Linked DNA regions of Mus musculus: all the other regions are linked to region 2. A link is a loop called in an ENCODE intact Hi-C map of the cell type or tissue named here. Cell type or tissue: heart. All regions are shown on one strand.

What was found. Hi-C counts contacts between places; a loop is a spot of excess contacts. Peaks named below come from ENCODE experiments on the same cell type or tissue, not always from the same donor. Only the 100,000 strongest peaks of a DNase experiment are listed, where the experiment ranks them.
Region 1: a loop joins it to region 2, with 2.2 times the contacts of the local background. A loop is called at or near these places in 7 of 42 quality-filtered maps.
Region 3: it touches region 2 in a loop (2.5-fold over the local background); 2 of 42 quality-filtered maps call a loop at or near these places.

Annotation. Positions count from the first base shown.
Region 1 is chr5:146,724,224-146,732,223 of GRCm38, reverse strand. No RefSeq gene overlaps it. Among named protein-coding and RNA genes, the nearest start is that of 4930573C15Rik, 24 kb to the right of the region's middle. In heart, no CTCF peak of the experiment used is centred here; no DNase peak of the experiment used is centred here.
Region 2 is chr5:146,790,578-146,798,577 of GRCm38, reverse strand. It overlaps Usp12 (ubiquitin specific peptidase 12), which reads left to right and starts at 3,622. Exons shown (of 9, transcript NM_011669.3): 1 at 3,622-3,963. The coding sequence starts at 3,916. It overlaps 1700041I07Rik (a long non-coding RNA gene), which reads right to left and starts at 2,753. Exons shown (of 2, transcript XR_377208.4): 1 at 2,456-2,753. In heart, no CTCF peak of the experiment used is centred here; DNase peaks (open chromatin) are centred at 3,567, 5,997 and 6,277; H3K4me3 peaks cover 2,633 bases; H3K27ac peaks cover 1,968 bases.
Region 3 is chr5:146,900,450-146,908,449 of GRCm38, reverse strand. No RefSeq gene overlaps it. Among named protein-coding and RNA genes, the nearest start is that of Gm10858, 7.4 kb to the right of the region's middle. In heart, CTCF peaks have their summits at 2,463 (motif pointing left) and 3,851 (motif pointing right); DNase peaks (open chromatin) are centred at 719, 2,389 and 7,929; H3K4me3 peaks cover 351 bases; H3K27me3 peaks cover 1,286 bases.

The DNA of each region.
Region 1 (8,000 bases), 66 kb after region 2:
GCAGATTGGAAACATCACATTTCCTCACATGTCTGAGCTACTGAGGTAATCAGGTGTTGTTCACCCTTATTGAATCACTGTGGCATAGGACAGGTCTGGCCCTTTAAGAAACTATCCATGCACTCTGGAAGTAAACACCACAAGGTTTCGGTATGTGGTCTTTCTACGTGGCTCCTGAGTTCCGTTTGGTAGAATTTGGTTGGCCAGTTTTCCATGGACATTGATTGATACTGGCGGTGGCAGCAGCAGCTTTGTGCATTCCTCACTACCTGCCCCAGTGTTCTGAATTCTCAAATGAATGTAAGATACACAGGCAGCCTTATATTTAGTATTCCTGAGTCAGCTCAATGGCTGGGCCACTCACAAACTTCCGTGATTCTAATGCCTCCTCTCCAATACTCCTGAATTATTCCTTACTAAAATCTATATTCCATCTTTGCTACTCTAGATCAAATTATGGGGGGACAGGGGCTGGGGCCGCTCTTCCTCTATTCTTATGTGATTGGTCTCCTGCAGCTCTCAGGCTTGGACCTTATTTCTTTGCTGGCATGGCAATCCTTTTTCTTGGTCCCCTTGCCCTCAAATCCTAAAGTCCCGCCTCTGTCTCCCTGCCCAGACACTGGCCGTCGGGTAACTTTATTTACCAATCAGAACCAACTGGGGGCAGGGACCCTCAGCATCTTACATAAGGATTCTCTTACAATATTGGAAACCCAAATAAAAAGTTGTACTGGCTGGTTTTGTGTGTCAACTTGACACAGGCTGTAGTTATCACAGAGACAGGAGCTTCAGGTGAGGAAATGCCTCCATGAGATCCAGCTGTAAGGCATTTTCTCAATTAGTGATCAAGAGGGGAGGGCCCATTGTGGGTGGTGCCATCCCTGGACTGGTGGTCTTGAGTTCTATAAGAAAGCAAGCTGAGCAAGCCAGGGGAAGCAAGCCAGTAAGTAACATCCCTCCATGGCCTCTGCATCAGCTCCTGCTTCCTGACCTGCTTGAGTTCCAGTCCTGACTTCCTTTGGTGATGAACAGCAGTATGGAAGTGTAAGCTGAATAAACCCTTTCCTCCCCAACTTGCTTCTTGGTCATGATGTTTGTGCAGGACTAGAAACCCTGACTAAGACACAAGTGTTAGACCAACTCCACAGCACACTGGTCTGTAGTTCTCATGGTTTTCCTTTCCCTTTATATTTGTCTCTTGTGATGCTGAGAGTCAAATCTGAGCCCTTGGACCCTCTTATCAATGAGCTGTATCCCAGCCTTCATTTCTTTTCTTTCCTTTTTTGTACTGTCTTTAATCTTTATATCAGAGTGATAGTGGCCTCGAAGAATGAATTAGGAAGTTGTCACCCATTAGACCTTTTGGGTGAATATAAGAACATCCAACACGTTTCCCCCTTGTTTTTAAGTCATAACTGACATATATATATATGGTTTGATGGGAGAGGAACATGCACACAGCTTTAGAGAACAGGGGGAGATGACTGTGGAACCCATGGGGTGCAGGTCCAGAACAGGGATCTAGAAATCACGACTGAAAGAGCTGGGGATGGAAGGATGCTAATTAATGCTATGGCTGGGGATAGACTTGAGCCGCCCATGCCATGTGGGTATTTCACTTTTGCAAAGTCGTCCTCATCCAGGCTGACTCCTGAGAAAAGTTATACAATATTTTACACCATGCTCATGTATTGTAGCTCATGGTGATTCCTAGTGTTTTCTCAGTTTCTATCTGGTTTCAAACTAGGGGGAGAAAAAAGAAAAAAAAAAAAGCTCACACTGTGGTTACTTTAAGAACTGTCTTAACATCACACAGAGTAGTGGTAGTACATGCCTTTAGTCCCAGCATATGGAGACAGGAGCAGGTGTTAAAGGTTAGCGTGATCTACAGAGTGAGTTCCAGGATGGCCAGGACTACAAAGAGAAACCCTGTGTCTAAAAACTAAAAATAGCCTGGCAGTGGTGGCGCACGCCTTTAATCCCACCACTCGGGAGGCAGAGGCAGGCGGGTTTCTGAGTTCGAGGCCAGCCTGATCTACAGAGTGAGTTCCAGGACAGCCAGGGCTATACAGAGAAACCCTGTCTCAAAAAACAAAACAAAACAAAAACCCCAAAACTAAAAATTAACAAACAAAAAACACTCCCCCCTCAACACACGCACCATCACCAAAAAACAAAAATAAACAAACAAAAAACTGGCTTAATATCAAGAAAAATAGCTGTTTCCATGGTCAGACTAACCATTCTTAAATCTGGTTCCTGAGGTAAATCCCAGAATTTTCCTTCTCTGACCAGAGGTGAAGAATCCCGCCACCACCTCAACCCAGGGGGTGCTAATTGGATTCTGGGCTTACCAGCTCAACACGTTCATACCACATTTGGGGCTCTGCATCCCTTTTCTGTGAACTCACTGTCAGTCTAGCATTGATCTGATGTGAGAGTTATCAACCATATCCTGAAGGCATCTTAGCGAGTTATAATAGCACAGCCCTTGAAAGTTGCCTTGTGAGTTGTACTTGAATAGTATTGGGAAGTGGGGAGTGTGGCCCTGCATACCTATCTATACCTGGGACTGCTTATTCAGCAGTGGGAGGAGCTGACAGCAGGAAATGGGAGCCAGTGCTCAATCTGTCTCTGTGTCTGTCTGTCTGTCTGTCTCTCTCTCTCTCTCTCTCTCTCTCTCTCTCTCTCTCTGTTTTAAGACAGGGTTTCTCTCTGTAGTCCTGGCTGCCCTGGTACTCCCTCTGTAGACCAGGCTGGCCTTGAACTCAGAGATCCGCCTGTCTCTGCCTCCCCCACTGGAAGCTTCCTAAATCAGATTCTTCGAACCTGCTCAAAGTTGCCTTGGGAGCCTCACCCCTCTTTTCAGATGTGGAAGCCCACTAACCGGTTGCAGGCAGATGGTCCCACGTTTTCTTTTCCCACGTCTGGGTTTGCTGCTTTGGGCTGCTCTTGGCGGTGCATACTAGATGGCTGTGGATTGCTGCAGTTTACCATTGGGAAGTTGCCTCTGGTCCTCTTCCTAAGAGAAGAAGAGGATGAGTCAAATATGCCTATATCCAGATTTCAAAGAGAAAGAGTCGATCTGATATGTCAAAGTTAAGTTGGTGGCACCCGCCATGTCCACTCAGCATACACAAAACCAGAAGGATGCTTAGATCTGGGAGGTTGAAGAGACTATTCTATAGCCTCTGTAATGAAAGGCTTACATTCTTAAAAATACCCAAGGAAGCCAGGCATGGTGGTGTGTGCCTACAGATCCAGCATGCAGAAGGATTGGGGGTTCAAAGCTGACCTCAGCTACACGGGAGACTTGAGGCCATCCTAGGGCACATGAGACCCTTGTCTCCAAAATGAAGTGTTAGCAGCATGACCTACTATGTAACAGTGTTAATTTGTAATAGCTCCCTAGTAAATTCCTGAAAGCATACACTGGGTCACTTGTAGACAGTATTGAAGAAAAAGAAAACAATGTTACTATTTTTTTAAATGCTACTCTTGGTATGTTGGCCACTTCTCTATTACTGTTATAAAATATCACAACCAGTGTAACTTAAAAAAAGAAAGTGTTTAACTGGGCTTATGGTTTCCAGAAGGTTAGTGTCCATGATGTCTGAGTAAAGGTGTGGGAGCTGAGACAGCTCACTGAACATCAAGGAACTTCTGAAACCCCAGAGTCTGCCAGCCATCGACACACCTGATGCTTCCCAAACAGTTCCACCAACTGGGAGCCAAGGATTCAACAGCCCCGGGAAAGACCAAAGCACACACACAAATCCCGGCACTCAGAAGGCAAGGGCAGGTGGATCTCTGAGTTCAAGGCCAGCCTGGTCTACAGAGTGAGTTCCAAGGTATCCAGGACTACACAGAGAAACCCTGGTGGGGGTGGTGGGGGAAGATGTGGATGGTGGAAAAAAATTCAACTGAGCCTACAGGAGCCATTCCCATTCAAACCATCACACTTAGATGATAAAGCCTTCGTCCAGTGCAAGCATTTGGGAAAAACTAATATTCTGTGTGCACATTAGGACTATTTAGCCACAATTTTTTGCCAGCAGAGCTTTTTGGCTAGCGACCATTTTCCAAGTGGTGGTTATTTTAGGCCACAGGAATGGCCTATATTAGTTAGACTTTTACTGGTGACTACTTGTGTAGTGGTGATCACATGACATAGGAAGTAGACACACAAAATTGCTGTCTGTGGGACAGATGATTAGCTGTAGTCATGGAAACTTCAGAAAACATAGCTCCAGGTAAGTAACTGACCTTTCCCAGTACTGCCTGTGTACATCATTCTTAGTTACTTTTCTATTGCTGTGATAAAATACCACCATCAAGGCAATCTATGGGGGAAAAAAATGTCAATTGCTGTTAGACATTGAGAGGGTTCAAGTTCATGGTGGAGCAAAGGCGATGCTGCAGGAATAACTGAGAGCTCACATCTCCTCTCCCTCCCTCCAGACAGGGTTTCCCTGTGTAACCCCAGCTGTCCTGGAGCTCACTCTGTAGACCAGGCTGGCCTCGAACTCATGGAAGTCTACTCCATGTACTCAGCTCTGCCTTCCCAGTGTGTCACATCTTGATCTACAAGAGGCACTAGGAGTGCTAGGTGGCTTTTGGAACTACAACGTTTGTCCATAGTGACACATCTCCTCCAACAAGGCCACTCCTAATCTTCCCAAGTTCCTCCACCAACTGGGGACCAAGTATTCAAACATGAGCCTATGGGGCCCGTTCTCCTTCAAACCAACACACCTACTGAAAAGAAAGGCCCATTTTTAAATGCAGTGTGAACATTGCGATGTCAAGCGGTAGGTATTAATGACATTCTGTTCTTCATGCTAAACTTTTAGAGCTAATTGCAAAGTACATTAACTTGATGTTACTCAGAGCAATATAGTTTTTGATGCTGAGCCAAAGTGGGCGGTGGAAAGCTTTGCCCTGTGCAGGGTGCCCCTGGGCTACAGCATGGCACATGGCATGTCGTGGCTATGATGAAACGCAGGTGGGACTCGGCTATAAGTAGAGGAAGAGTGGGGTGTGTGTGTGGGGTGTTGGGAAGGGGGAAGCAGAGGACTGTGGGCATTTCATCTAGGCTCCACCCCATGGTTACCTAGCAACAGCAGGGGTGGCTAGAGTTCTGGTACTAGTATTTGTTTCTAGTAAATTGACTTTGCCTCTAATTCCCAGAGGCCTGGGATGCTAATGAGAGGATGGCTGGCCATTAATTAGACTCCTAGTGCTTGGACCACACCCAATCAGTCTCTGCCTGATACATCACAAGGGCAAAGCCATTTCACTGGGACTTGGGGTTAGGTCGAGTTGAAACGGGCTGGCATTTCAAGTGTATAAGACTGGATTTCAGTATCTTCCCTTGCGGTGTCACAAAGATGGCCGATTCTAGTGTGCATCAAGTCGATAGAACCAGTACACTATGGCTTTCCCATACCCTTGATAAGCAGTACAGTTCAACAATACAAAACAGAAAGGTCAGGCTCGCAGTTAGAACTGGTTTGAAAACTGGCTCTGCACTTACATGTGAAGGGATGAGGGACTCTACAGGTCAGTCTGTCTGTGTGGACACTAAGATGAGATTAAATGTCTAAAAATATCTGCCAACATGTTGGATATGCATCGAACTTTCTCCCAGCTCCCTCATCTTCTCCCTAAATATTTATGAGCCTCCTTGAAGGCTAAAGCACAGGGTTGACCATCACGCATGCGCTCAGTGTTAGTTTCAATCCAGAATACCAGCAAAACAACAGACTGTCACAAACCTGGAAAGCCAGTGTCAGCGTGGGTTGTCACCTCTGTTTCTATGAGGCCTCTTAGTTGGCCCGTCCTGCACATGCCTATGTCCCCTACACAATGATCATCAGCCTTGGCCGCTGAAGATTCATTCTTTCTTTGGTTTGCAGAAGGATATTGTCTTAGGGTTCTCTAGAGGACAGAACTTACAGAATGTATTTTTTTTTTGAACCTGGTTCCTCTGCAAGAACAGCAGGTCCTCTTAACTGCTGACCCCTACTTATTTTTTTTTAATTATGTGTTTGTGGAGGTGAGGGAAAGAATGTGCATTTGACTGCAGTACCCACAGTGTATGTGTGTGTGCACATGTGCATGCACCAGTGTGTATGTATATGTGTATGTATGTAGTGTATACATGTGTGTATGTACATGTGTACATATGCATTTGTGTATGTATGCATGTGTGTATGTATATGTGTATGTATGTAGTGTGTACATGTGTACATATGTATTTGTGTATGTATGCATGTGTGTATGTATATGTGTATGTATGCATGTGTGTATGTATGTATATGTGTATATATGCATGCGTGTATGTATGTATGTATATGTGTATATATGCTTGTGTGTATGTGTGTATATGTCTATGTATGTATATGTGTATGTGTGTATATATATATATGTATGTGTATATATATGCATGTATGGATATGTGTGTGCATACATGCATGCATGTGTGTGTATGAATGTATGTATATGAAAAAATTTTAGAATGGCTTATAGGCTACAGTCTAGCTAGTCCAACAATGGCTGCTAACCAACAGAAGGTCTAAGCATCCGGTAGCTGTTCAGTCCACGAGGCTGGTTGTCTGTACTGGTCTTCAGGATGTGCTGGAACCCCAAAGAAGTAGGCTTAATGCCAGTGAAGGAACGGATGTGCTGGTGAGAGCAAGAACAAGCAGGCAAAGAGGGAGACACGTCCCGCTTCCATCCCCTCTCTCCAGACTGCAGAGAAAGCAGTGGACCAGATTAAGGGTAGATCTTCCCACCTCAAAAGATCCAGATGAGAAATGAGTCTTCCCACTTCAAATGATTCAATTAAGGAAAAAAAAAAATCCTCACAGATTAGCCCAGCCATTGGGTTTTAGTTAACTCCAGATGCTGTCAAGCTGACAACCAAGAATGGCTGTCACAGGTAAGCAATGTGTGACTTGATCAGGATACTGGGTGATGCTGTATTTGGCTAACGCAGCCAAGCTCTTTGGTTTCCCAGCAGCAGCTAGGAAATCAAAACAGAGTGTGGCTGTCAGTGACAAGGCTGTCACTGTGGAAACAAGACGGGGAAGTCTCTCCATAGCCCTTTTAGGATGGTGTCTGGATTCCTGTAAGAAGCCAATTAAATGGACTCTCTCCAGTTTGATTTTTTACATTCACCTCATTTCTGTGTTTGTTGTGTGAGTCTTGTCAGCTTCGGGCATTGCAGTGAGCCTTCAAAATCAAGGTCAGGAAGAGTTTAATGGGGGGGGGGGTGTTGGTTACATTTTCCTGAGGATTAAACATAACCAGAGAATGCAATTATTACATGATTACATTGGCTTACTTGATTAAAAACACAAATGTGATTTAGCCCTGAATTTTCCTCTGGTTTGCTGTTCTCCAAAATGAGATTACGGTGAGCCTCTTGCACTCGGGCAGCTGTCCTGACACCAGGACTCTCTGGAGAACTGGACTTCTGACGCGGGTTTTCTACTCATGAACTACCAGGGGGAACGGACTGCTCATCAGTGTATCCCCACACTGAGTCACAGCTCCTGCACCCTCTGAAGGTTGTCTGAAGACAGTATGGCGTGGGGACAAAAGCCTGGAGCTTTGGAATCCGATGTCAACTTTTCGTCTGTCTAAACAGCTGTGCAAATTTCACATGACTTAACCTTATCCAGGCTTCTTCCAATAAAAGAAAACTTGAGAAACGGTAGCTGCTTCACAGGATTGCTTTTAGGTTGTTCAGACACCACGGGTAAAAAGGTGAGGTGACTCATGCCTGTAATCCCAGTGCTTGAGTGAGGCCGGAGAACTGCCTTGAGTTTGGGGCCAGCCTGGGATCCTGTGTCAGAATGACAGATACATTCACATGCACTTTACACATACTCCACCTCAGTGTTGGCGAGCCCACAGGGAAGGCACTCTGCAGATCGGGAAGCCACTGGGATTGATCCAGAATAGGAGGTGTCCCTTTCTTCATTCTGGGAAGA
Region 2 (8,000 bases):
TAAAGTCTTCAGACTCCATGGAGAGCTACCCAGAGGGTATGAGGAAGATGAGGGGCAGGTTGGAGAAGAGGGAAACAAGTTTCCAGAGGTCAGAGATAAGGGGGTCAACTGGATGTGGTTAGGCGTCCTGCAGGCGAGCAGCAACAGCTCATTGCTGTGGATGGAACAGAACAGGCAGGCAGAAGCTAGAGAGCTCTCAGCGGGACCAACCAGAGGTAAAGGCACACATCTCCCGCACCCTCTTGTTGCCTTTGACGTCTTCATCACTCCCTGTGGTGGACTCAGCCGTCAGGAACATCTGCAGAAGATGTAGTGTCACAAACAGAAAAGAATCTAGACAATGTAGTCTAGACGCCGTTGTTGTGAAAGAGCTGCTGTCCCGTGGAGAGCACATTGCAGCCAGCTGCTTCTGTATTCTGCTCCGCATGACTGGAGTGGAGGTGGGGGATAGGGTGGGGTGTGAGGTGTGGGGTGAGGCATATGTATGGTGGGGTGTTTCTGGGTTCAGGGAAGAACCAGCAGGGACGAGGAGGCAATCCCTGCTGAGTACCAGGACAAGTAGCCTTCCCCTTGCAATCTGTGACAGAAACTTGATGGTGTTATCTATCTATCTATCTATCTATCTATCTATCTATCTATCTATCCGAATGAATGAAACCATTGTTTCAGTTTTAAGTAGAGGCTGATAAGCCTCTTCTTTTAGTTAAGTTGTGGTTGTTTTATTTTGTTGATGCTGGAGACTGAACCCAAGACCTCTTGCTAAATATATGCTCTTCCCCTGAACTACATCTTACCCTTCTAACCCCCTCTTTAAATCTGTGTTTAAATACCAACATGGGAGCTGCAGAGATGGCTCAATGGTTAAGAACACTGACTGCTCTACTAGAGGTCTTGCATTCAATTCCCAGCAACCACATGGTGGCTCATAACCATCTGTAATGGGATCAGATGCTCTCTTCTGGTGTGTCTGAAGACAGTGACAGGGTGAAATAAATACATACAAGTATTTAGACCTATGGACTACACTTTATCTGGAGCAGCCTATATAAGACCTACGTTTATTGTACAGATGCTCAACTTTATTTGCTGGATTAGTAGTGAGTGAGCTTTGAAAAGCCATTGCACTGGGAGTGTAACTCAGTGGTTTAACACTTGTCTAAGCCTAAATTAGGTCCTGGGTTCCATTCCTGTGGCGAGTTGAATATGCTTGGCCTATGGTAAGTGGCACTATGAGGAGGTGTGGCCTTCTTGGAGGTGGTGTGGCCCTGTGTAGGCGGGTTTTGAGGTCTCCTAGTGCTCAAGCTCCACCCAGTGTGGAGATTTCCCTCCAGGCTGTCTTCAGATGAAGATATAGAACTCTCAGCTCCTTCTCCAGCACCATGTCTGCTTGCATGCTGCCATGCTTTTTATCATGATGACAATGGACTGAACCTCTGAAAGTATAAGCCAGGCCCAATTAAATGTTGTCCTTTATAAGAATGTTGCCTTGGTCATGGTGTCTCTTCAGAGCAATGGAAACCCTAAGACAATTTCCAACATAGACTTGAGTTAGAACTATGGCTATTTTGATTGACATCTACTATCTGAACAGCTAGACCACATTATTAATGCAACCAAAGAGGTTGACTCATTGGGAGAGGTAGGGAGAGACGTCAGATTTCAGGGACAGAGCCTGTGCTGTGTGTGTATAGACCCAGGCCCTGCACTCACTAGGGGTGCAATGATGAATGCTATACTTCTTCAATTAGAAAACAAGCCTGGCATGATGGATCTCTGGGGTTATTGGAAGGTTTACGCTTAGAGCATTCAAAGGGTTCCCAGCATCCATCTGGTCTCACAACCTTCTACAACTCCAGTTCCAGGAGGATCTGATGCCTTCTTCTGGCCTCCGCGGACACTGTACGCATGTGAGCAAGCAAAACACCCATACACATAAAGTAAAAATAATAAAGCTTAAAAATGAAACCTTATCCAGCAGACTACCTAGCCTATGACAGGAATTCTGAGGCGGCACACTGACAGCTGGAGGGTTTTATTTGCTCAACATTTTAATTAATTACTCATTGGCTTTTGCTAATTTCTTTTTGACAATTTCATACATGTGCTGTTTATTCTCTTTTATTTATTTTTGAGGCCAGGTCTCCCTGCATAGATCTGGCTGATCTGTAGATTTGCTATTTAGTCCAGGCTGCCCTTGAACTCACAGAGACTCACCTTTCTCTGTTTCCTATGCTGGGATTGTAGGTGCATGTCACAATTCCCTGTGACTGGCTTTTCATTCATTTATTTTTTTGGGGACAAGGACTCAAGTGATCCAGGCTGGTCTTGAACTCATTAAATAGCTGAGGATGACCTTACCATAGTAGGATTAGCACTTCAGCTGAGGATATGAAACCTCAGAACACCTACACAAACACTTCGCCAACTAAGCCATATGTCCAGCTCCCATCCTTACCTTTAAAATATAGATGTTGTACGACCATGCTCTATGCTTGTGGAGTCTAGAGTGGCGAGCAACGCGACAAACATTGCATAGATCTGAACTGGTGTAAACCAGAGTCCAAGCCCCTGCCGTGGTATCTACAGAAAAGCGGGAGGCCTAGCCACTACGAAGGTAGATACCTGGAGAATAAGCAGCTGCCAGAATACTTAGCTGTATTCAGTGGGTGTTCCCCTCCCCCAACGCTTACAATGGAATTGCTATGGAAACAGTATTCATGTACCAGAAATCTGTTTCTCGACTAAATTTTGTTCAAATTCTCGGTCTTTTGAATGCTTTGGACTATGAAGTGAGGCTTATCAGATTTTAGAGCTTTCGTCGGAATTTAGGCCCCAAGTTCCACAGACCCGGTGTGGTGGGGAGTTGGGTGGAAGGCAGAAAAGGTCCTACCCTCAGATCACCAATCAAAACAAATCACAGGCTTTTTAAAGTAGTAATTTATGAAGTTTTATGAATTTTCTGCCGGTAGAAAATAGGAAGCGTTCATCCACTAGCTAACACGGTCTATGTGCTCCTCACACATTGGCTTCGGCTTCTTACTTGGGACATACCACCCTGTTACAAATTCCAAGTTGGTATCCCACTGTTTTTCAGGATTGGCTCCCCTTCCTCTTCTCCCCCACTACTGCTAATTCATAGAGTTAAATCTTGTCTTTTTATCTAATTAGCCTTTTCTTAGGGAATTAGGCCCAGATGATTCACCCCAGAAAAACATCCAAGTGCTTGGGACTCTGGCGGGGTTGCCTTCCAACCCATCCAGTTTCCCAGATATGGTCTCCGTCTTCTGTTTCAACTGACTGTCAGTCGCTCTAAAGGCTGCTTGATGTCACAGACGCCGCAGAGCAAAGGCTCGATCCCCTAAAGACCCGCTCTTGCAAGCTAAGGTAGGTGCTTCACGTCGGCGCTAGGACCCATCTGCAGGAGGAACGCGGCACGGGTCTCGCCCCGCCCCAACGCGCACTGGGTGGAGCCGTCCTCCCCAAGCTCGCCCCCCCCCCGTGGGAGGGCGGGGCACCATGGGCGTGGCACAGCTGCGGTGGGCGTGGCGGCGCCGGAGGCGGGCGGGGCGGAAGGACGCTGCCCGGTCGTCGGGGCGGTAGGGCCTGCGCGGAGCTCTCTCCCCAGCGCGCTGGGCGGGGTGTGCTGTGAGCGGCTTCCCGGGCAGGCGCGGGCCCTGAGGCGGCGGCTGCGCCGTGCGCCGGGGCGGAGCCGGGGGCGGGCGGGCGGCCGGCGGGCGGGGGCTGGGCCGGAGGAAGCCTGAGCGCCCGCGGCGACGACGGCAGCGGCGGCCCAGCAGGCTAGAAGCGTGGGTCGGCGGCGGCTCCGGGTGCGGCCGCGGGCTGCGGAGCGAGCGGGCGGCCCGGCTCCCCGCGTCCCCCGCCCGCCGCGACTGTCTGGAAGATGGCGCCGGGCGGATGGAAATCCTAATGACAGTCTCCAAATTCGCCTCCATCTGTACCATGGTAGGTGCGGCGGCAGCGCGGCCCGGGGGGCCGGTCCCCGCCTTCGAGGCGCCGCCCGCGGGCCTGGTCGTGTGCGGGCGGACCGGGCGCGGGGCCGAGTGGCCGCGGGGAAGGCGTGCTGGACACGGCAGGCGGGGCCGGGACACTGGGGATAGGACCGACCGGGGCTCGGGGTTGGGTCCTGACCACGGGGTCGCAGTTGAGGACGGGGAGCTCTGGGTCTGGGCACCGGGGACTCGGGGACTGTGGCTGGGGACTAGGGCCTGGGGGCTCAGGGACGGGGTTGGGGGTAAGGGCTGCAGACTGGGGTTGGGGACTTGGGGACTCGAGGTGTGGACTGAGGTTGGAGGCTGGAGCCGGGACTTTAAACTGGGGACTGGTACCGGGAAGCGAGGGGATTGTGCCAGGGGAAGGGACGCGGCATTTCCTTGGGGCCCTGCGCGGGGCAGGGCGGGGGTCTGCGGCAGGAAGGAAGGGTCTCGATCCTACTGGAAGACGGAAGTCCTGGCGGAGTTCCTCCTCGGGTTAGGTGGAGCCCCAGGCCCTGGCTCGGGAAGGGGGCGTGTGAAGGTGGAAACTTTTAAGAGTGCTGTTGAAATGTTTTCTTATTTTCAACTCTCTGAAGCGATAGGAACTCTTGCGGCTTCCAACCTGTGTCCGTCCAGATGGCAGCCTTGTCTCTGGGAATCTGTGTTAATCTTGAAAAGCTGCATTCGCTTTCCTGTCATTTGTTTATTTTAATAGAGCAGACACCGCTGTGTGGGGTTGAAGTACACAGATTCCCCCGAAAAAAACGAAACGCGCGCGGGTGGGTTCCAAACGTGTTTTTGTGCATTGCCAGAAGCACCACGGCTTCCCACGTGATAAAGCAAATCCATTACCTCCTTTATGAACTTCGCCGTAGAGATTGTGATTTATGAATCAATGAAAAAAGTTACTCTTTGCAGTGTGGGTCTGGAGTTATTTACCAAAGACCTGCACCTGCTTCATCTCCGTTTTTGTGTTCTGGGTTGTATCTAGGAGATTCTCCAAACCATCTTCCACCTGCAAGTGATCTGTGGTTGTGTGTGAGTGTGTGTGTGTGTGTGTGTAAGGAGTGGAGAATCAGGTAGGAAAAGTGGACTCTGTGCTACTTTCTGTGGAACAGTATTAAAAAAAGGGGTGGAATAAGTGGACTTAAAATCCACAGCATCAAAAAAGTCGGAAGATTATGGAATCACTGAAGGCTCCATTTTCCCACGTGGGTAATTCTTCTTTCCTGGGGTTGAGAAGGGGGCTGTGTTTACAGTTACTGGGATTGGTTGTGCTAATTAGACATGCCACATGGGATAATCGAATCTTTCATAGTGATAATTTTGCCAGATTGCTGAGCTCCGTGTATTTTGGGGTCATGGTTCATTGACAAAGTCGAAGGTTTCAGGAGTGGTGTGATTCCTGTAGTCTGTTCATTCACTCAGTTTAGTCAAGTATCCATCTAGCACCAGCTGACTGGAACTGGGGCTACAGCAGTGATCCAGACAGTTGCCACAGCAGGGCTTTTTATGGCATGCTTCTAGCCCAGGACTTTGGGTGTAGAAAGATCACACTTTCCAGGCAAGTGTAGCTAAGACCTCCTGTCAAAAGAACTGACCCTCCCTAACCAAAGATAATGCCCACTTTCTTGTGTTTACTACTACTTGAGGGAGACAATACTCATGTATGTAATAATGTAGCACAATCAAATAAGAGCAACAAAGGGCGTGGTGGGTTGTGGCACTCTCAAGGCAGAGACAAGCAGATCTCTGAGTTTGAAGCCAGCCTGGTCTACAAAGTGAGTTCCAGGACAGCCAGAGAAACCCTGTTTCCAAACCAAACAAACACCCCCCCCCACTTCCCCCAACCCCCCAAAAAACCTAACATCCACAAAACAACCCCAGAAAAGAGCAGCAGAGGACAGAGCCCTGCCAGGGTTCTCTATCCAGAGAGAGGCTGATGTCCACTCCCAAGCTCACTCTCCTTAGGGCTTCTGCCCGGGTCCGGTAATTGCACATGGTGTGTGTATGCTTTTTGGCAAATGCATAGGCATCCATGCCTGGCCAGAGTGAGACTGTTAGAAAGGTGCTATTAAGATTGGGCGTGTCTGTGTTCTTACTTGAATAAATCCTACTACCCTCCCGGAGTAGGTTCTGAGCATCAGAGTGATTTGCAGTTTTGAGTGTAAGGGAGCTTGCTGTCCATCTTCTGAGAATGAATTGAAAGTGAAAATGAGAAACAGCCTGCTTGTAGGTTCTGTTTTGCTTGGAATGTGAACTGTCCAGCGAGTAACTCTCTTCAGCAGGTCACGTGACCTGAACAACACCCTGCCTTAGACAGTTGCACAGGACTTTTGTGATCTCGGGAGTACTGTGCTGTCTATGGTCCCCCTTACCTTTCAGTAGTTCATGGTGGGGGGGTTGTTTGTTTGCTTGATTTCCACCTTTGCTGCAGTTTTGAAACAGGGTCTTCTGTAGGTCACGCTGAGTTTGAATTTGGTATGTAGTGGTGGCTGGCCTTGAACTCATGATTCTCCTGCCTCTACTTTCCAGTCACTGAGATATCAGGCATGCACCATTACACCAGGTTTAGACTGAGGGGTTTAGTGAAAAACTTACCATTTATTTATGCCATTTGATTGGAGCATTAACATCTTCATACAGTGCAGAGAGGCCTTCATTTACTCACAAGGTGAGTTTGAAGTAGAGGGAGGGAAGGCTGAGTGAAGCTGTGGAACAGTGGAGGGAAGGGGACTCAGAAATGGATGCGTCAGCAGGTCAGAAACAGAGAAACACTTGATGAATTGAAATTTTATTCTGTTAAGTATGGAAGTTTACATAATTTTTTCACTTGTCAAAATAAGGTGCAGAGCAAACCTGCAGTAGCTTTATTGGGTGAAATAGATTACAAATAAGTCTTCAATATTTTGAATTTAGATCTTGATTCAGATCAGGCCTTGATTCAGATCACTGTTCTGCCTTTGTGTGAAAATGAGTGTGATGTGTTTGTCTTGGTGTTGTGGCCTGGCTCAGAGAGTGCCTGTCTTCAGACTGTCGTGAGCGTGCCTCCAGAATCGGTTCCCTACTGGCCACTCTAGTACACCTTCAGCTTGGTGTGCGGCTGCTCCTTACGGGAGATTACTGTTCTCACAGCCTGGTGCAGTGTGGTTCATGAACTGCTGAGTTCTGTACTTAGTAATCAGCGAACAGCAGAGGGTCCTGGTTGGAAATCAGCAGCAGCCCGCAGCTAATCCAGGTGTCCAGGATGTCTTCCGGAGACCAGGGCTGCCCACTGGGAGTTTGTAGCACTGGCTGAAGCTGGCCGCTGTCTCTGGTTGTGGGAGTCCTGGTTGGGAAAGACTTATTGGGAGGGAGATTGGATAGAGCAGAAACAAGGAGGTGAGCGGCTTCTCAGCTTGAGATGGCACTGGCTTGGCTGCTTGCCTGGCAGGAGGTGTGCGTGTGTGTGCGCGAGAGTGAGTGTGGGTGTGAGTGAAGTGAAAGCCACAAGGTAGGTGCTAGGTTGTACTGGACTCTGACGTGGAAACTATAAAGCACTTATTGCAGCCATCTCAGGTAAAGCTGGTTCCCTTGCCTTTTCTTGCTGCTGGGCTAGTATGCGTGTGTGGGCATGCAGCTTAGCATCATTCCAGAAAGGAGGGGGACAGCCCTAAAACTTAGGCTTTATCTGAAGGAACATGGAGAAATGAGCAGGTCACTGCCTTGCCTTCCTTTCCTCTGTGTCCCTCCTGCTCTCCACCCCCTTACTCCTTTCTGTGTTTGGAGAACTCCTGAATCTCCTGCTTCCACTTGTCAATCGAGCGATGAAATTAAAGGTAGGCTCCTCCATTCTTGGAGTGCTTCCTTTCTGCAGTCATCAGGATTGATAGTTTGACTTTTATGTCTCTGGTGAGAAACTGTTTCCCATAAAACATGTAGTGAGAAATGCCAGAAGGACGTTTAGGGACATTTAAGAAACTCTTAGATGTTCTGTCCTGATCCAAATCAAAATTCATTTATGTGGAG
Region 3 (8,000 bases), 110 kb before region 2:
ATGCGAGCCATGTGAGCAGTCTACTGCTGAGATACACCCCAGTCAGTATTGCCATTAGTTGGAAGGCGCTCTATTCTCAGTCGCTGGCGTGACAATGCCATTAGCTTATATAGACATATAAGCAGCTCACACGGGAACATTTGCCTAGCAACGTGATGCACGATGCCTTTGGTCCCAGCTCCGGGGAGGCAGAGGCAGATGGATGTCTCTGAGTTTGAGGCCAGCATGGCAGCATGGTCTATGGAGAGGGTTCTAGGACAGCTAGGACCACACAGAGGAATATATACATGTATATTAACACAGAGAGAGGGCTAGAAGCAAACCAGAACTGCACAAGCAGGATAGCTACTGTTCTTGTCTGGCAGGTATAGTCTTTTTTTCCAACACAGCAGCATGGCCAGAGAGTCATGTCACTTCCTGGACCCCCTTGGCTTTCCTCACCATCTGAACAGAGCTGAAGTCAGAACAGAGCTTCATGGAGCCCATAAGAGGCTGGAGTGCCAGTCCTTGGTGGCTGGCTTCGCAAGAGGACTTGCTTGCATCTGTTGGATTAGTGACAGCCCCTTCCAAGGGAGAAGAGAGGAACACAGCCAGAATTGCCTGTGACCTGGAACAGCTGGGCACAGCAGCTGCTGGGCCGGCTTCCCCAGTATCCAGCTGTGTTATCCTTAGCCTGGGGGAGTCTCTGAGGAATCACTTCTGCTGATGAAGGCAACAGGTACCCAGGACCAGGGATGTGGGAGTGTGATAAACAGCCCTGCGGTCATCACTCTCAATGAGTTTCAAGGACAGGGAAGACACACTGGAGCCCAGACCTCAGCTTTTCCTTCTTGGGTGGGGAATGTGCGCTTCCGTTTCCTTCCTGGCTGCTGTCAAAGCCATTTATCAAAAGACTATGCAAATAGAATTAGCCACCCCCAGGGCCATTAGTAAGCTGTTGGGCACAGCTGGCTTTGTCCCAACAAATTTCTGTTTAAAGATTTATTTATTTTAAGTATATGAGTACACTGTAGCTGTACAGATGGTTGTGAGCCTTCATGTGGTTGTTGGGAATTGAATTTAGGACCTCTGCTTGCTCCGGTCAGCCTCGCTCGCTCAGTCTCTGCTCGCTCCGGCCCGAATATTTAGTTATTATTATAAATAAATACACTGTAGCTATCTTTAGACGCACCAGAAGAGGGCATCAAATCTCATTACAGGTGCTTGTGAGCCACGATGTGGTTGCTGGAATTTGAACTCAGGACCTCTGGAAGAGCAGTCAGTGCTCTTACCCGCTGAGCCATCTCATCAGCCCCCAACTAATTTTTAATAGCCACCGTCCTAGTCTCAGCTTCTGTGGGAGCAATGTTTTAATTGCACACACTAGTTCACGGTAAAGGTTTGCTTTCTGAGGGATGCTGGGGATTGATCACCCACGGCCCGTGTTCACGGCGTAATTTTAAAATGAGTGGGAATTATATACATGCATGCATGTATGTATTCATTTTTAATGTGTTAAATGTATTTTTGTCCGGTATAGGACTCACTTCTTTAATCCCAGCACTCAGGAGACAGAAGCAGGGGAGTCTCTGAGTTCTAGGCCAGGTTGGTGTACAGAGCGAGTTCCAGGACAGCCAGGGCTACACATCGAAGCCCAGTCTTGAACCCACCCCCACCCCACCCCGCCGCCAAAAAAAAAAAAAAAATGTATTTTTAAAATTCAGACTTGCTCCATCGCCAAGTGCTTTGAAACCCAGTAGCTTAAGTTAACCGTTTGTTTCTAGTAAAGGCTGACTTTTCCTCATTTAGGCCCCCAAATCAAGTCTTTGTGTTGAGAAGGTAGAATCTAGCACCAGCCTAAATCGAATCGTCTCATTTGCAGATAGCTTTGTTTCTAAATATGAACGTCAGCAAACATAGCACAGAAATACATCTATTCTTCCACAGGACCCTGGGATCGACTGAGAAAACGTTTAACCCAAGTGAGACTTGCTCCGTGAATCCGTTACAAGAGTTACAACTTGATTAATTTCAGGTGGACATGTCCCCTCTGGGTCTGGGGCCCAGGAACAGGTATATGGCAGTGGAGGATTCTGGGACATCCCCCATCCAAATCTGGGCATCCTGAGGACAGGATATCCCGCCTAGCTCAGTCGGGTCTGTACCTAGAAATCAACTGTCCAGTACCGCTAGAGTCTAACCACTAACCAAAGGGTGAGAAGTCCCATGCAGATCCCTCGAAATGACGCAGTAAAGGATGTTAAAGTGATAATGGCCCACAGGATTGGGGGCGGTAGGGGGGGAGGGGCGAAACAAACCGTGACCTCCAACAGCAGAAGTCAGGACATGATCACCCCCCAGAGACCACTGACTTATCCTTAAAACCAACCGGAAGCAGTTGGAAGCAGCCCCTTCCCTGCCCAGCTCTCTGCTAAACCCGAGGTTCACCTCGAGAAATGACACTTCATCCCTTGGGATCTGGCGCCATCTGCTGACAGCCGCTGATACTACGTAAATGAACCTTTAAAAGTTAGCCTCCAAAACACAATGCATTACCTATGATGTTGTTCATTCCACACACAGGGGAGGAGGGCCCTGGCTCCCAACAAGGCAGAGAGCAATGCAGGCTATAAATGGTAGGACTCTCAGTAGTTGAAGGGCTGTGCTGTTCGAAGCGAAGCCACCATGATATGATGGGGTTTTTGTTTGTTTTGTTTTTATGGACAGCTCTCCTGGGGTGCGGGGAGTGGGGGGAGGTGGAGGTTACTGCCTAACCCTGAGGAGCCAGCAGGTGCAAGGAAGGGCTTCTGGGAGTATCCTTGAGGAAGGGGTGACCTCACAGTGTTATGGGGACAGAGTAAGGGCATGGGAGCTAAATTGAACAGGTAATTTGTGTAGGCAAAACCCTGAAATGTGCCGGGCAGTGGTGGTGCACGTCTTTAAGCCCAGCACTTGGAAGGCAGAGGCAGGCGGATTTCTGAGTTCGAGGCCAGCCTGGTCTACAGAGTGAGTTCCAGGACAGCCAGGGCTACACAGAGAAACCCTGTCTCAAAAAACCAACAACAACAAACAAAAAACAAAAACCCTGAAATGTGTGTTTGGGACATTCCATAAAATACGGCGGAGGAGAAAGTGTGTTCTGGTTATGTTGCTGAGAGGGAATTTCAAGCCAGATCTTTAAGAAAAGACTGCTCTGCAGAAGATGAAACTCTAATGGAAAAAATAAAGTAATATTTCCAGAGTTGTGGTTTAATTACAGAGGAATGAAGTCACAGGTTACTTTTAAAATTATGAGCTAATTTTTTTAAAAATGTCTGTCTCTTAGGCTAGAAGTGGCAGAGACGGAGCCTTTGGAACGGCATTTCTCAACCTGTAGGTCTCCACCCCTTTGCATGCAAACCGACCTTTTGACAGGGGCCGCATATCAGACACCCTGCATATCAGACATTTACATTATGATTCATGACAGTAGCAAAACTACAGTTATGAAGTAGCAATGAAGTAATTTTACAGTTGGGGGTCACCACAACATGAAGGAAGTGTATTAAAGGGTCGCAGCCTTAGGAAGGTTGATATCCGCTGCTTCGAAGTTACAGGAAGTTGTGAGCTACTCCATGTGGCTTCTGGGAAACAAACTACAGGGGCAGTGAGTACCCTTGACCCCAGCACAAGAACTACATTTATTCATTTGTTTGGCTGTGTAGCTCTGGCTGCCCTGGAATTCGCTATAGAGACCAGGCTGGCCTCGAACCCCTGGCCTCGAACTCACAGAATCCCATCCGCCACTGCAGTACAGGGCAACTAAAAATGCGAAGAGCCCTGAAGTAGCATGTGCTATATAATGTAAGCTAGGCCAGTTGGGTGAAGCCACCAGGTGGTGCTATTGTCTCAAAAAATGGCCACCATCCTCGTTACCCAAGAGGATGTGCAAACTTCTAAAACGTCTTCATCTAGAAGTATTTGCCAAGAATCCTGTGTGGTGGTGCACACCTTTAATCTCAGCACTTGGGAGGTGGAGGCAGGAGGATATCTAATTCTAAGGCGACAAATACATGAATCACTATTTCTGCATCTCTCATCTGAGCCTCCCATGTGAGCTCACACTTAGGCCCCGGGTGACTCTTGCATTCGAGTTACTGGCTTATATACAACTGGACATTCTCTATCTGGGTGCAAAGGATGTAGTTCGAGCCCTGAAAACTGTCTGCAACTGCAGTATTTCCTTCTGTGGCAAGAAGCAGAAAACAACAACAACCTAGAATTGGGCTGGTGAGATAGCTCAGTGGGCACAGGTCTTGCAGCGAAGTCTGATGAGTTCATCAGTCATGAACCAAATGATGAGACATCCTTTGACCTCCATACATGTCACACACACACACACACACACACACACACACACACACACACACACACAGAGAGAGAGAGAGAGAGAGAGAGAGAGAGAGAGATTAAAATTTATATTTATGTGTGCTTTGCCCACAGCACCTCGGGTCTGAGCCACACTAGGACTCCTTCCCTCATCTCCAGTTGATCTGCCGTGATCTTAGCTTCTGGCTCACTGATCGCTTAATACCCCACCCACCCGTGACAATTAGATAAGCTTCCCTTTCTGGCTGTGTAAACACTTCCCCGAGTCCGAGGTAGTGACCGTTGAGTGTCCAGCACCCCTCTAGGACTCTTGGAGGCAGAAGTACCCCAGCCATGGTCTTTAAGGCTATGGCTGGCCCTCATTTCCTGACCCCATTCTCCTACCGTTGGAGCTGCAATTCTGCAGTTCCCTTGGCCTTCCTGGGCCACTGCGCCCCTACCTGACCTTTTCTCACTCTCCCTTCGGAGCTGCCTGTCCTTCAGCTCCTCTAGGTCATTGCGACCTTTCAGTGCAGTTTCCTGAGGCCCTACTGGGTACCTTGACCCTTCCTATCCTGAGTTTATTCCACCCTCAGAAGTGCAACCCTGCAGTTTCTTAACTCCTGCTGGGCTACTGCAACTCTTCTACCTCTCTCGCTTTGGAGCTGCCCGTAAAGCCCACAACTCCTCTAGGCCCTCATGGGTTTTGCGAGTCCATTCCCAAAAGTTGCCTATGGATGAGGGCTTCTATGAGAACCCAGTTCTTGTCCTTTCCTTTTGGCTTCAGGGAAAGTCCTGATTCCAGGCTAAGCTGACTCCCATTGAGTTGTGGTGACGACCCACTGAACAGCTTGGTCCTCATTTTGTCCTCCCTGAGTTGGGAGAAGCCCACAGCTACAGTGACATTCTACTCCCCTTTCTTATCCATGGGAACGGTATCTTTCCTACCCTCATTCCTTTGGGATGCTTCTTAGAAAACCTCCCAACCGTACACCTGAAACCTGGCTTGAAGGGCCCTCGGGTCCAATCAAATTGGGCCTCAATATCCCTAAGACAATTTTTAAAAAAGATTTATTTATTATTATATATAAGTCCACTGTAGCTGACTTCATACACACCAGTAGAGGGCATCAGATCCCATTACGGATGGTTGTGAGCCACCATGTGGTTGCTGGGATTTGAACTCAGGGCCTCCAGAAGAGCAGTCAGTGCTCTTAACTGTTGAGCCATCTCTCCAGCCCATATCCCTAAGCTAATTAATCAATATGAATATCTGCCTAAAGCCACCCTTGATCTTAATATTAATCAGTATGTTTATAAATACTATCTATGAGCGATCGGAGAAAAGGACATTTCCCCATTCCTTATTTCTCCTTTCTCCAAACCCTCTTTGTCCCCCGCCCAACCCCCACTCAATGGAAATGTCCTGACTTCTAACTTACCATCAATGGCTCTGGTACTGCAGAGTTTGTTGCAAGGTGGGAGCCAGAAGCCCAACCCAGCAGGATGGGGAGAAAGCAAAGAGTAGCCCAGCTACAGCTTGCACACAGCCAGTCAGTCACTCCTCGCTGGCTGGTCAGTCTCTCAGCTCCCTCCTGTAGGGTCCTCTCTCCCTAGTCAAACCTCATTGGTTCCCAATCTCCAGGCCTGCTCCGTTCTCACCTAACTAGATTCGGTTTGACAGGATTGCAGGTGTCTTTAGGTCTGAGTAGCATCAGACTGTTTTACGCTGATTTTAGAGTTGGGTATGGCTTCCCCTCGCCTAGACCCAAGTATGCTTGTTTAAAGGTTTCCTTCAAAATCTCTGTCCCATATCAGGCAAACCACCTATGTGACAGAGAAAGGAGAGAAATCAGTATAAAGGGACAGACGACTCACAGTAGGGACTATGGATGGCTACTCATCTCTACTCTGTAGGCTTTGATTTCATTCTCTAAACTTGCTAAGGTATATGATTAAAACCCTGTAAGTCCCTCACAAAGGGGTTAACTTAAAGCATGTGACACTAGGGTAGATAGCTAACAGTCTATGCCTAGGAAGCGAGTTGCTTGTTGCCAACTCGGTCACGGTCCCCCATCAGGATGGAGGCAGCCACGTGGCTGACAGCCATCTTTGCTAGCATTTGAAAGGATGGACTTTGCCATGTGACCTCACTCCTGTTCTGATTTAAAAGCTGACTGAATGGCATAAGCCAATCAAGGAAAATAGCCCCTCCTAGCTGTGAGGCCCAAAGCAGATAAAACTTCCACTATTTTCCATCACACTCACAAACCCCAATCGGGTGCCTTCCCTTCATCTTCAGCCTCCTGACCTCTCCTCCTCTCCCCTCAGTAATAGGTTGCCCACCAGTCAGGGCTGATGCAGTTCCAGACCAGGACTCCAAATGGGATTACAATACCCCAGGGAGCATCCTAGCCAGGAATTAAGTAATAACTTTGCCTTCTGGCCAATCTCCACAAAGCTGCCCTTCAGGCAGTAAATTATGAAACATCCCAAAAGATCATCCAAGATAAATATAAAAATTCATCACAATTCCTAGACCGCCTTCCAAAGGCCCTCCTACAATACACTAACCTGGATCCTGAGCCCTCAGGTGGAAAGCAACTCCTATGAGCTGCTTCTTTTTCTCAGAGTTCCTCTAATATTAGGACCAAACTTAAATGTCTATAGAAAGGACCCCCGACTTCTCAGGCAAAAAATCTTAACTGTGGCCTTCAAGATGTACCATAGAAGAGATGAAAAAGCCCCCCAAACAATAATACCCAATGTTGACCTAGGGGCTCTCATCTGGCCAAAGGAAAAGTCCAGGCTCCCTGGTCTAAGACCCTCCACATCCCTGTTTCAAATGTGGTCAGGAGTGTCACTGCGCTCAGGCCTGGCCTTCTCCTGTAAACCATCCAGACCATGTCCAAGGTGCTACCAAAAAACACTGGAGTGTTGCCTGCCTGCTCCATACCCCTGGTGGCATGTGGACATCAAACCCTGACCACCTTTCAGCCAATCTCCTTGGTCTAGCCATGGACAACTGAAGGGGCCAGGACTCCCTTAGCCTGACCACTGCCTGGGACTCCTAGGTAATTATCGCAGTATCAGGGTGTCAGCCTCCTTCCTTTTGGACCCCAGAGCCACTGTTCCAGTCCTGACAAAATTCTGGGCATCCGCATCTCTTTCTGTTCCTCTATCATGAGAGTAGGAGGACAGCCTTACCAGGCTCACCACCCCCCCCCCCACTTAGCTGTATTCTTAGGGGTATCTCTCTTACCCGTTCCTCTCTAGTGAATCTAACTTGTCCCATCCCTTTGCTTTCAAAGGACCTAGCCAAAATGGGAGCTTCGGTTTCTTTTGCTCCCCACATCTGCTTGTCTCCAGGCTCACCAGTCATTCCCTCTTCCAGACTGTACACTTGGACACACGTGCTCCTCTCCCACCCCTTCCTGTCCCCCCCACCCCACCCCCCCCCACCCCCGACCTCCAAGGAGCTGCAGCTTCCTTACGCCCTTCTGGGCCTCTATAACCTTAGCTCCATCCTGGGAGTTGCACAGCTCCTCCATTCCCTCCCAGGCTTCTTTGTCTCTCAGCTCCCACTGGGAGCTTCTGGAAACTCTCCAGCAGAGTTCATTCTGCCGCCCTTCTTCTCTTCCTCCACAGACTCGGATTTGATGTAAGCCTCACTC